Regions from separate parts of the Homo sapiens genome. Here all the other regions are linked to region 1. A link is a contact called in ENCODE Hi-C or POLR2A ChIA-PET data. All regions are on one chromosome and are shown on one strand. The core of a region is the stretch at or near the end of the contact, and the rest is flanking DNA. Distances in the headings are between cores, read along the strand shown. Region 1 overlaps TMEM41B (transmembrane protein 41B). Region 2 overlaps DENND5A (DENN domain containing 5A). Region 3 has its middle 20 kb from the start of IPO7.

Region 1 (3,725 bases), core at 718-3,217:
GGGTTTCACCATGTTGGCCAGGCTGGTCTCAAACTCCTGACCTCAGGTAATCTGCCCATCTTGGCCTCCAAAAGTGCTGGGATTACAGTCCTGAGCCACTGTGCCCGGCCTTACCTAAACAATTTAAATTGCTTTAGAATCTTCAAAAGCCGGCTGGGCTTGGTGGCTCACGCCTGTAATCCCAACACTTTGGGAGGCCTAGGAGGGTGAATCACCTGAGGTCGGGAGTTCAGTCTGACCAACGTGGAGAAACCCCATTTCTATTAAAAATACAAAATTAGCTGAGTGTGGTGGGTGGCACGTGCCTGTAATCCCAACTACTCCGGAGGCTGAGGCAGGAGAATCGCTTGAACCTGGGAGGCAGAGGTTGCAGTGAGCCAAGATCGCACCGTTGCACTCCAGCCTGGGCAACGAAAGCGAAACTCTGTCTCCAAAAAAAAAAAAAAAAACCTCAAAAGCCAACAATTACAAGTTTTAAATATTTTAGCCAGGCACCGTGGCTCACGCCTGTAATCCCAGGACTTTGAGAGGCCGAGGCGGGCGGATCACGAAATCAGGAGATCGAGACGATCCTGGCTAACACGATGAAACCCCGTCTCTACTAAAAGTGCGAAAAACCAGCCGGGCAAGGTGGCAGGCGCGAGTCCCAGCTCCTCGGGAGGCTGAGGCAGGAGAATGGCGTGAACCCGGGAGGCGGAGTCTGCAATAAGCCGAGATGGCGCCACTGCACTCCAGCCTGGGCGACAGAGAGACACTCCACCTCAAAAAAACAATTTTTAAATATTTTGTTGTTTTTTTTTTTTTGATACAGTCTCGTACTCTCGCCCAGGCTGGAGTGCAGTGGCGCCATCTCGGCTCACTACAAGCTCCGCCTCCCGGGTTCATGCCATTCTCCTGCCTCAGCCTCCCTAGTAGCTGGGACTACAGGCGGCCGCCACCACACCGGGCTAATTTTTTGTATTTTTAGTAGAGACGGGGTTTCACCATGTTAGCCAGGATGGTCTCAATCTCCTGACCTTGTCTCCACCCGCCTCGGCCTCCCAAAGTGCTGGGATTACAGCCGTGAGCCACCGCGCCTGGCCTGTTTTGAGATGGAGTCTCACTTTGTCACCCAGGCTGTAGTACACTGGTGTGATGTTGGCTCACTACAACCTCTGCCTCCCGCGTTCAAGCGACTCTCCTGCCTCAGCCTCCCAAGTAGCTGGGATTACAGGTGCACACCACCACACCCAACTAATTTTTTATTTTTAGTAGAGACGGGGTTTCTCCATGTTGGCCAGGCTGGTCTCGAACTCCTGACCTCAGGTGATCCACCCACCTTGGCCTCTGGAAGTGCTAGGATTACAGGTGTGAGCTACCGTGCCCGGCCATTTCATTGTTCTTAGTGGTGAAAATGTACATCGAAATTTAAGAATATACTTTTATTCAACGAAGAGTTTGTTTTTAGTTTTTTGAGACAGAGTCTGGCTCTGTTGCCCAGGCTGGAATGCAGTGGCACAATTTCATCTCATGGCAACCTCCACCTTCTGGGTTCAAGCAATTCTTCTGCCTCAGCCTCCCAAGTAGCTAGGACTATAGGCGTGTGCCACCACACCTGGCTAATTTTTCATATGTTTAGTAGAGACGGGGTTTCACTGTGATGGCCAGGCTGGTCTTGAACTCCTGACTGCAGGTGATCCACCTGCTTCGACCTTCCAAAGTGCTGGGATTACAGGCGTGAGCCACCTTGCTCGGCCAGAGTTTTTTAATGTAAGTACTTCCATGAAATAAATCCCAAATGTGACATTTAGGTTTCTCCAATACAATTTATTATTATTACATTTTAGCTTGCATTTACTAAGTGTCATGGAAATATTATACTCAAAATAACAGAGCTCCAGAGAAAGACAGTTAACTAAGAAAGAACAGTTTCACTTTCTTAGCTTGTCAACTCCTAGTTAGCCTGCTTGCCTCCGCACCACAGATGCTTGTCTTCTTGTGGTTGTTACCACAAGCCAAAGCTTGAATTTACATGGGCATCAGGCCAAGTCTGTAAATCCGTGAAGACAGGCCATCAACTGCATTGAGGGTACAGCCTTGCTGAAGGGTCCTTTCTTGACAGTCAATGATGATGAATCTGGAAAAACTGTCTATTCTCTTAGGAGAAGAAAATATACCCCACCTAAAGTCGCAGCTACCATTAACAAAAAAAAAAATTAGCAAAGGGAAAGAATCAATGGTAAGGACAGTAAATATACTCTGAGAATAGAGTAAGTACAATTTACACACGCTGGAGTAAATAGTGAAGCTTCTACTGAGTTCTACTGAGTCTAAGCTCTTTTATTTTTAAAATTCTGATAAAAATTTACTCAATTACATTTTATACATTAATATTTAGTGAATTTGTCCAAAAAGGCTATGTTTAATTTATGTGTAAAAATAACAAAAGATGTATCAGTCAGTCTCTGGGCAATAAGAAAGGAAGAAAGCCTTGCTAGAAATAATAAATAATCTCACGCAAAAGGCCAGGTGACATAAGAATACTACAATAATCAATATGTTTTCTTTGTATTTACAATAAAATCCATCTGTTAACACTGTGATAGAAAAAATAATCAGTCCACATCATGTAATAAAAACAGGCTTTGAGGATGATTATACCTCTTATAATAAAAACATACAAGGATTTCTCACAGCTAAAGTACTTTTCAACTTTGACAACTAATAACAGTCATGGGTGAAGGTAAAACTGACAGAGTACTTTAGATCAGCTATGTCCTACAGTCAAGGAATCAAGGGCATTACCCATTTACCAAGCAGCAAAAAGCACTTTCATTTTTCCAGAACTATTTAAATACAGTAGTTGCCATGTGATCAGTTAATTTTACTTTGTGAGTTAGATAAAGTAAAGACTAAATTGGGAAACTGCAATAAGTAATCAAAAGTAGCTCCAAACAACAAAGCCATCAATAGAAACAAAAGGCATTTTTCTAGGTGTATCATGCATAAAAAGAATAATTACATAATATTATTAAATATATTCCTTAATGACCAGATTAATAAATGAGGTAAAATTTAGTCATTGGAACAAATAAACTATATTTAATCACTTGTGTTTTGCTGTCACTGTTTAAAATAATTAACTTAATGTCTAAAAACTACATACTCTTGAATGTTTGCTTTTTAGAGCCCCTTGTGGGATATTAAAGAGCCATAACAAATTATCTGAATATAAATTATCAATACCAGGCTGGGCACAGTGGCTCATGCCTGTAATCCCAGCACTTTGGGAGGTGGAAGTGGGCATATAGCCTGAGGTCAGGAGTTCAAGACCAGCCCGGCCAACATGGTGAAACCCCGTCTCTACTAAAAACACAAAAATTAGCTGGGCACGGTGGCACACACCTGTAATCCCAGCTACTCAGGAGGCTGGGCCAGGAGAATCGCTTGAACCCAGGAGGCGGAGTTTGCAGTGAGCCGAGATCACACCACGCACTCCACTCCAGCCTGGGCAACAGCAAGACTCCGTCTCAAAAAAAAAAAAAATTATCAATACCAAATATGATACAGTTATGTAATACCCATTTTGCATATGCACAGTGGAAATACTGTAAAAACTACAAGATGAAAGAAAACCGACTGGCCAGAACTTTAAATTTCAGACTAATCCATGATAAAAATCTAGATGATAAAAAACAAAAATAAAATTAACAAAATAGATAACTTGATATCCTTTCCATATTCAG
Region 2 (3,725 bases), core at 774-3,273, 110 kb before region 1:
CCTGAGGACAAGACTAACCTCTTTTGTCACCTTTGTATTTCAAAGTGTTAACCTCAGTGATTTTTTTTTTTTTTGTCTTTAGCAAAGAATTCCTTGATACCTCAGTGATATGGTTTGGCTGTGACCCCATCCAAATCTCATCTTGAATTGTAGCTCCTACAATTCCCACATGTTGTGGGAGGGACCCAGTGGGAGGTAACTGAGTCACGGGGGTAGATCTTTCCTGAGCTGTTCTCGTGATAGTGCATAAGTCTCATGAGATCTGATGGTTTTATAAGGGGGAATTTCCCTGCACAAGCTCTCTCTTTGCCCACTGCCATCCACGTTAAGACGTGACTTGCTCCCTCCTTGCTGTCCACCATGATTGTGAAGCCTCCCCAGCCATGTGGAACTGTGAGTCCATTAAATCTTTCTTTTGTAAATTGCCCAGTCTTGTGTATGTCCTTTATCAGCAACATGAAAACAGACTAATACACTCAGTGATTCTGACCAAGAAAATGTGGTCAATAAACACTGCTGAAAATAGTAATGAGGAGGTTAGGTGGAAGACAGACTTTTAAAATAACACAAATAACCAAAATTTCTTATGCTACTCTCACAAAAAAAAAAATCCCAGTGCAACTGTATCCTATAAATCAGCAGTTGAAGATTCATAACCATATCTTACAATTTTAATTTATTCATTAAAAACATAGCAAAGGGAGAATATGTTATTTATTTTCCAATTCACTGAGCTGCCAGACACATGAAAACAGTATGCCTTCTTGGGTTCTCTCTGTGCAAGATGAAAATTACAGGGTCTTTTCTCAAAGATAAGTTACTGAAATAGGCTTCTGAAGTTAACACTCATTTTCACAACTTCTTTGCAACTAAGTAAGGCAGGGTCTACAACCTGAAGTTTATAACTAGAAACTTAAGAAGCAAGTTACAGTAGAGCTGAGAAACTCAGCTTACAAGCAATGAAGATTCAGGAGGTAAATTCAAGAATCTTGGGTTTCCAGGTACCTGATAATAATGTTCCTCTCCTTTAGTCTTTTAAAGAAGAAGAAGAAAAAAAAAGTCAAGATTATCTGTTTCAATTTAAGGTAAGAAACAGTAGGAAAAAAACTCTAACAAAATTAACTTCTTTCTGGGCTGGGCGCAGTAGCTCACACCTATAATCCCAGCACTTTGCGGGGATGAGGCAGGCGGATTACCTGAGGTCAGGTGTTTGAGACCAGCCTGGCCAACGTGGTGAAACCCCGTCTCTACTAAAAATACAGAAATTATCTGCGCGTTGAGGTGGTGCCTGTAATTCCAGCTACTCAAGAGGCTGAGGCAGGGGAATTGCTTGAACCCAGGAGATGGAGGCTGCAGTGAGCCGAGATCGCTCCACTGCACTCCAGCCTGGGCGATAAAAGCGAGACTCTGTCTCAAACAAAAAAAGAATTAAAAAAAATTAACTTTTTTCCTATATACACACGCACACACACACACACACACACACACACACACACAAAACTCACACCAATTTTTAAAGGATTTCTCCCAAGTTTCAGACTCTTAACTTCTGAGGTTCCTATTGAACTCCTCAGGGAGCATCATGCATGAGAAATTACAATCGGTTAGTAGCTAGCTGGAATTTGCAAAACATCCCACATTCTGATTTGTGATAACCCAGGCCCAGCATTAGATATCAGGAACTAGACCTATTATTAACCCTTCTTTATGGGGTGAGGTCATTGCTGAGACGTTTGAATCAGACCAGAGAACAGGAAATGAGAAAGAGAAGGAGTGCACAGCATGATAGCAAGGTCATCCTTATCATTCTTAAGGTATCTTACCTCCCTCTGGTCATTATCTAAACGCAGGTGTTCTGTGTGCTGCTTCTGCCGATCTTTCCGCCTCCACTGGGCAGGGGCATTCCTTTTCGTCCACCTAACACAATCAGAACCAAAGCAGGCAATTAATAATGTCTCACTTAAAAAGCAATGTCAACTAACAGGAGAAAACATGAATGACTACGAGTCAATGCTGGACACAGGAAATGACCTAGATGTCACCAGAGACAGCTCAGAGACCTTGAGGAAGAGCAGATTAAAGATGAGTGACTGGACATGAGAGAGACACCTCCTCATGGAACATGTCTCTCTTGAAACATCTACAAACACTTGACATATAGATCTAAAACTATATTCACTTAACTCTATCTGGGCTTTGATACAGTCATCTTCAAAAGTAACTAATGAGTAATTCTGCTAACTTACCTACTTTTCAGTTCAGGTTCTGATTATTTCAACTGCCATTTATTAAATACAATGCTAGCTTGCTGTTGAATGGGATCCAGGCATGAGATGATTTTAACCCATCTGCAGCTTTTTGCAGGTCCTAGACATATGGAGCTATCCCAATCTGCATAGTGGAGGCAGAACTGAAAGATATTCTGTCACATACTTTCTTGTTCAAATAAGCAAACCACCTAGATAGTCTGGGTCTTCTCCATATCTGCTTTAGAAAAGTACAAGGTCTTCTAGGGGTAACAGCCCTAGCCCAGATACTAGATGACCCTATTACAGCTAGGGAGTTGGATTAGTGAATCCCTGGGGTTGACTCACTTGTTGCTGGCTGGCCCAGTGGAAAGTACATCAGACTGCAGCTTAGGGAAGAAGCCCGGCTCATATTTCCCTTGTCCAATCTTCATGTCAAGTAAATGTGGGTGAATTGCAGTATGGTCAATTTTTGCCAGACGCAGCTCAATTGCTTTCTCTGGATGAGAATACACACACACACACACACACACACACACATAAATACACACACAAATAAATCAAGTCAAACATTCTTTAAGAATCTAGCTACTCTTCCATTTCCAGCCAAGATAGAGTAAAAGGGACTGATTTTCCTGCCTAATAGGAAAAAACCCATGCAAAATAATATAAAATGATAAACTTCAGAATACTGGACATCAGGCAATGAAGGGCAGGACCCTGAGAAACAGGTAACAAATGAGGTAACCCCTAGAACTATCCCAGCTAACTGCTTAGAGAAAGCTTCCAGGCTGTGGCACAGGGAGGGGAGTTCTAGGCAGAGACTGGTGGACTCCCTGAGTTAAGGAGACCAAGGTGGCTAGAGTTCATATGAACAGTACCAGAGAAGAGAGAGAATCCAGGGGATCTGCAGGGCATTCAGCAGGGTAATGGGTCAGTTCACGCAAGTAAAGAAACTACTCAAGGCTGGAGAAAGAATCACCGGAAAGGATTAGGAGAAACAATACAAAATGCTCACACAGGGCTGGGAATAATGCCTGTCCCCACCTGCCAGACTAGAAAACCTAATCACTCATGGGGCACTGAGTAAAGTACTCAGAGGGTCTTGCCTCAGTAGTAGATAATTAATCACAGCCTAAAGGATGCTCTGGTCCTGCCAGAGGAAAGCACAAAGAAATCAAATTATTTCTAAGTAACTTAACTACATCCCAGAACAAAGACTGAGAATATTTATAGGAATATGGAAGTGTCCAGGACTCAAATAGTAAAATTCACAGTGTCTGGCATCTAATCAAAGATTACCAGGGCCTGATAGCTTACGCCTGTAATCCCAGCACTCTGGGAGGCCAAAGTGAGGGTATCATTTAAGGCCAGGACTTCAAGACCAGCCTGGGCAACATAGTGAGACCTCATCTCTTCAAAAAAAAAAAAAAAATGAGCCAGACATGGTGGCATACACCTTTATTCCTAGCTATTCAG
Region 3 (3,725 bases), core at 556-3,055, 84 kb after region 1:
GGTTGTTTCCATTTTAGTACACAGCCTTCTCCTTCCCAGGACTGATAAGCATGCCCCAGAGGGTTGAGCTGGGGCAGGTTCAAGTACAGCCTTATAGAATCTTCACAAACACTGTCTTCTCTAGCACTTAGGCCCTGTGGCCAATTCTACTCCTTATAAGGGTATCCTTGGTACAGAATTTTTCCTGTAAGGAATCCATTATTTCTTTCTGCAAGCTGTATTTCATCAGGTGATAATCATTTTTAAATCAAATTTTATTTCCCACAATACTTCTGGATCCAAGATTAAAGGATGGGGCTAGATGTTTCAAGCCTTCTGTAACAGCAACAGAGCAGAGCACAATGATGCCTTCGAAAACCTGCAGCAACAAGGACACTCTGCTATATACAATATCTATCAGAGTGCTGGTAAATGCCTCACAACCATCAAGCCATCTCCCTCCCCCATATATTTATTCCTCTGTGAAGCCTTTCTTCTTCCCCCTCTATTACACTGAGTTGCTCTCTGTCCTGTTCACACTTCGATCAGAGCACTTATTACACAGTATAATGACGACGTGATTATGTATTTATCTCCCCTCACCAGAGCTCTGGAGGGCAGGAATCCGAGTACCACAATACAGGATGCAGAGCAGGCCTAAAATATTTATGGGAAGGATGGGAGCCGGACTATGATGGATCGCTTTAAATACCAGGGAAAGGACTTTCCACTCAAACCAAAATTCAACAGAGTATTAAATTTTCTTGCACAGAGGAATGACTTGCAGAATACAGTGTGCCATAAAAATGCACCCGGTCATTGTGTGAAGTTGGATGGGAATGTGGCAAAACCAGTTAGGAAGTTGCTGAGGTGACTCTGTCCATGGAGAGGAAGAACTACATCTAAAAGGCATTTCAAAGAAAATACAGGCCAGGCACGGTGGCTGTCGCCTGTAATCCCAGCACTTTGGGAGGCCAAGGCAGGCGGATCACGAGGTCAAGAGATCGAGACCATCCTAGCCAATATTGTGAAATCCTGTCTCTACTAAAAATACAAAAATCAGCTGGGCGTGGTGTCGTGCGTCTGTAGTCCCAGCTACTCAGGAGGCTGAGGCAGGAGAATCGCTTGAACCCAGGAGGAACCCAGGAGGGGGAGGTTGCGGTGAGCCGAGATCGCGCCAGCCTCGTGACAGAGGGAGACTCCGTCTCAAAAAAAAAAAAAAAAAAAAAAAGGAAAGAAAGAGAAAATACAAACAAAAGCTGAGATTTGCTGAGTTCCTACCATGTGCTACGCAATGCCAACAACAAGGTGGCATGGAATAATCCTCATGTCTGTTAAGTGGGTGGGGGTAGGAGTGGGGGTAGGAGTAGGGGAGTGTCACACATCTGCAAACGGTAACGTTGAACTTCCAAAGTAGGTCCATCGGGCTCTCAGGACCCGCGGCTGTCCGAGGCCTCAGTTGCCTCAATTAGTCTTAGGCTAACTTCCTCCTTGCGCTGGGGGGTGGGGAATACTTTCCCGTGCGGAGGCCTCAGCTCCTCAATGTACAGAGAAGAGCCTTGCAGGGCCTAAACACTGGAGTTCAGGGATCCTTTATCAAGCTGCCAAACCTTTTCAGGGGCTTGGAAGGACACCTAAGGGCGGAAGCGGGCGCGTTGTGGCCCCCGTGGGGCAGTGGGAAGGCAGCAGGGCCTCGCGGGCGGAGGCCGGAGCGCCGCTGACGCCGGAGCGGAAGCCGCTGAGTCATGGTGGGGGCAGGAATGCAGCGCATTTGGAGAAGGCCCGGGACGCCGGCGGCTCCAGCATTACTGAGCAGTGACTTGGCGTCCGCACCTTCACTGCAGTCGGGAACCACCAGTGACGGCGGTGACCGGAAGAGCTGAGTCACCGCAGGCGACGGCGAGCGACGCCGGCGGGGAGGGGCTGACGCGCCTGGGGCCGCGCGCCTGGGCTCCAGGGCCCCGCGCGTCGCCACGATCCCGACGTTGCAATCCCCGCCAGCTCGGCGGGGGCCGCACGGGGCTGGGTCTCCCGGATCCCGCCCGGGGATTGGAGTCTGAGGCTGAAATTTGAAATCTTGAAGTGGCCCCAAGCCACAAATACTACAGACTGGTTTCAGTGGGAATTAGGACCTTGTGAAAGGAGACAGCAGTGCCCCAAAGACTGGGTAGATTTTGAAGATCAAAGGCACTTGCCTAGGAACAAAAATGATTTGCCTGACTCAGTTCCAAAATGCAGCAAATAATAATTAAAGCGAAACACACACGCACTGTTTTTTTTAAATGCAAGAGCAAAACTTTTAAAATTCCAAAAGAAAATAAATCTTGGTTTCCGAGATGAATTCGTCAAAGGAAAATATCTTGGGGCCCCCATATCACTAAGCTAAAGGGAAAAGTCAAGCTGGGAACTGCGTAGGGAAAACCTGTCTCCCATTCTATTCAAAGTTACCCCTCTGCTCACTAACATAAATGCGTTATCTGATTGCCTCTTTTGGAGGCTGGGTGCGGTGGCTCACACCTGTAATCCCAGCACTTTGGGAAGGAGAGGCGGGCGGATCACTTGAGGTTAGGAGTTCCAGACCAGCCTGGCCAACATAACGAAATCCCGTCTCTACTAAAAATACAAAAATTAGCCGGGCATGCTGGTGGGCGCCTGTAATTCCAGCTACTCGGGAGGCTGAGGCAGGAGAATCGCTTGAACTCGGGAGGCGGAGGTTGCAGTGAGCCGAGCTCAGCCACTACGCTCCAGCCTGAGCAACAGAGCCAGACTCCCTCTCAAAAAATAAGATTAAAAAAAAAAAAGAATCCAGGCTGGGCACGGTGGCTCACGCCTGTAATCCTAACACTTTGGGAGGCCAAGGCGGGTGGATCACCTGAAGTCAGGAGTTCGAGATCAGCCTGGTGAACATGGAGAAACCCCTATCTCTACTAAAAATATATAAATTAGCTGGGCGTGGTGGCGGGCGCCTGTAATCCCAGCTGCTTGGGAGGCTGAGGCAGGAGAATCGCTTGAACCCGGGAGCAGAGGTTGCAGTGAGCCGAAATTGGGCCACTTCTCCCCAGCCTGGGCGAAAGAGGGAAACTCCATATGAAGAAAGAAAGAGAGAGAGAGAGGGAGGGAAGCTCAAAAGAATGCAACCATTTGTCTCCTATCTACCTATGACCTGGAAAGCCCCCATTTCCAGACCAAACCCGTGTTGATCTTATATATGTCGATTGATGTCTCATGTCTCCCTAAAATGTAGAAAACCAAACTGTGCTCTGACCACCTTGGGCACATGTCCTCAAGGAGGTCCTCAGGGCACGTATCCTCAACCTTGGCAAAATAAACTTTTTAAATTAACTGAGACCTATCTCAGATTTTCGGGGTTCACAAGTTCTAACAGGATGGGAGTTTTGCAGAGGGAACTTTCCAAAGGTCCCTGAAACTTGCTTGGTGGTACCAGGACTCAGTAGTTTATCTCTTTCTCTAGTTTCTTCCCACTTCCACACTACTGAAGCCAGAACTCATTTTTGTATAATAGTGCTTAATTAGGCTGGACACAGTGGCTCACGCCTGTAATCCCAGCTACTTGGGAGGCTGAGGCAGGAGAATCGCTTGAACTCGGGAGGCAGAGGTTGCAGTGAGCCGAGATCGCGCCATTACACTCCAGCCTGGGCAACAAGAGCGAAACTTCATCTCAAAAATAATAATAATAATAATGCTTAATCAATTTTGTTCAGGTTTCTTTTTTAGACAAAAAACAA

What was found. Hi-C counts contacts between places; a loop is a spot of excess contacts on that map. ChIA-PET counts read pairs that join two places held with the same protein, here RNA polymerase II (POLR2A). Pooled maps may share reads with other maps.
Region 2: a map of CD4-positive, alpha-beta memory T cell shows a loop between it and region 1 (2.8-fold over the local background). The contact joins two enhancer-like sites. A Hi-C loop is called at or near these places in 4 of 168 maps with a recorded cell type or tissue (CD4-positive, alpha-beta T cell, CD4-positive, alpha-beta memory T cell, naive thymus-derived CD4-positive, alpha-beta T cell and 1 more) and 8 of 50 pooled maps. POLR2A ChIA-PET finds 5 or more read pairs at or near these places in 8 of 52 experiments (A549, CD8-positive, alpha-beta memory T cell, HepG2 and 5 more).
Region 3: a loop to region 1 is called in a map of PC-3, with 2.7 times the contacts of the local background. The contact joins two enhancer-like sites. A Hi-C loop is called at or near these places in 1 of 168 maps with a recorded cell type or tissue (PC-3) and 6 of 50 pooled maps. POLR2A ChIA-PET finds 5 or more read pairs at or near these places in 17 of 52 experiments (AG04450, CD4-positive, alpha-beta memory T cell, Caco-2 and 13 more).

Annotation. Positions count from the first base shown.
Region 1 is chr11:9,278,869-9,282,593 of GRCh38, forward strand. TMEM41B (transmembrane protein 41B) reads right to left here. Exons shown (of 7, transcript NM_015012.4): 7 at 1,786-3,725. Among named protein-coding and RNA genes, the nearest start is that of TRL-CAA5-1, 5.5 kb to the left of the region's middle. Within about 2 kb of position 1,968, at least 2 of the 41 ENCODE cell types and tissues checked have a DNase peak (open chromatin) inside an H3K27ac peak, as active enhancers do.
Region 2 is chr11:9,168,033-9,171,757 of GRCh38, forward strand. It overlaps DENND5A (DENN domain containing 5A), which reads right to left. Exons shown (of 23, transcript NM_015213.4): 9 at 2,595-2,745; 10 at 1,824-1,917. Among named protein-coding and RNA genes, the nearest start is that of SCUBE2, 78 kb to the left of the region's middle. RefSeq lists an enhancer at 1,114-2,313. Within about 2 kb of position 2,024, at least 2 of the 41 ENCODE cell types and tissues checked have a DNase peak (open chromatin) inside an H3K27ac peak, as active enhancers do.
Region 3 is chr11:9,362,671-9,366,395 of GRCh38, forward strand. No RefSeq gene overlaps it. Among named protein-coding and RNA genes, the nearest start is that of IPO7, 20 kb to the right of the region's middle. RefSeq lists enhancers at 1,041-2,240, 1,876-2,577 and a silencer at 1,871-2,050. Within about 2 kb of position 1,806, at least 41 of the 41 ENCODE cell types and tissues checked have a DNase peak (open chromatin) inside an H3K27ac peak, as active enhancers do.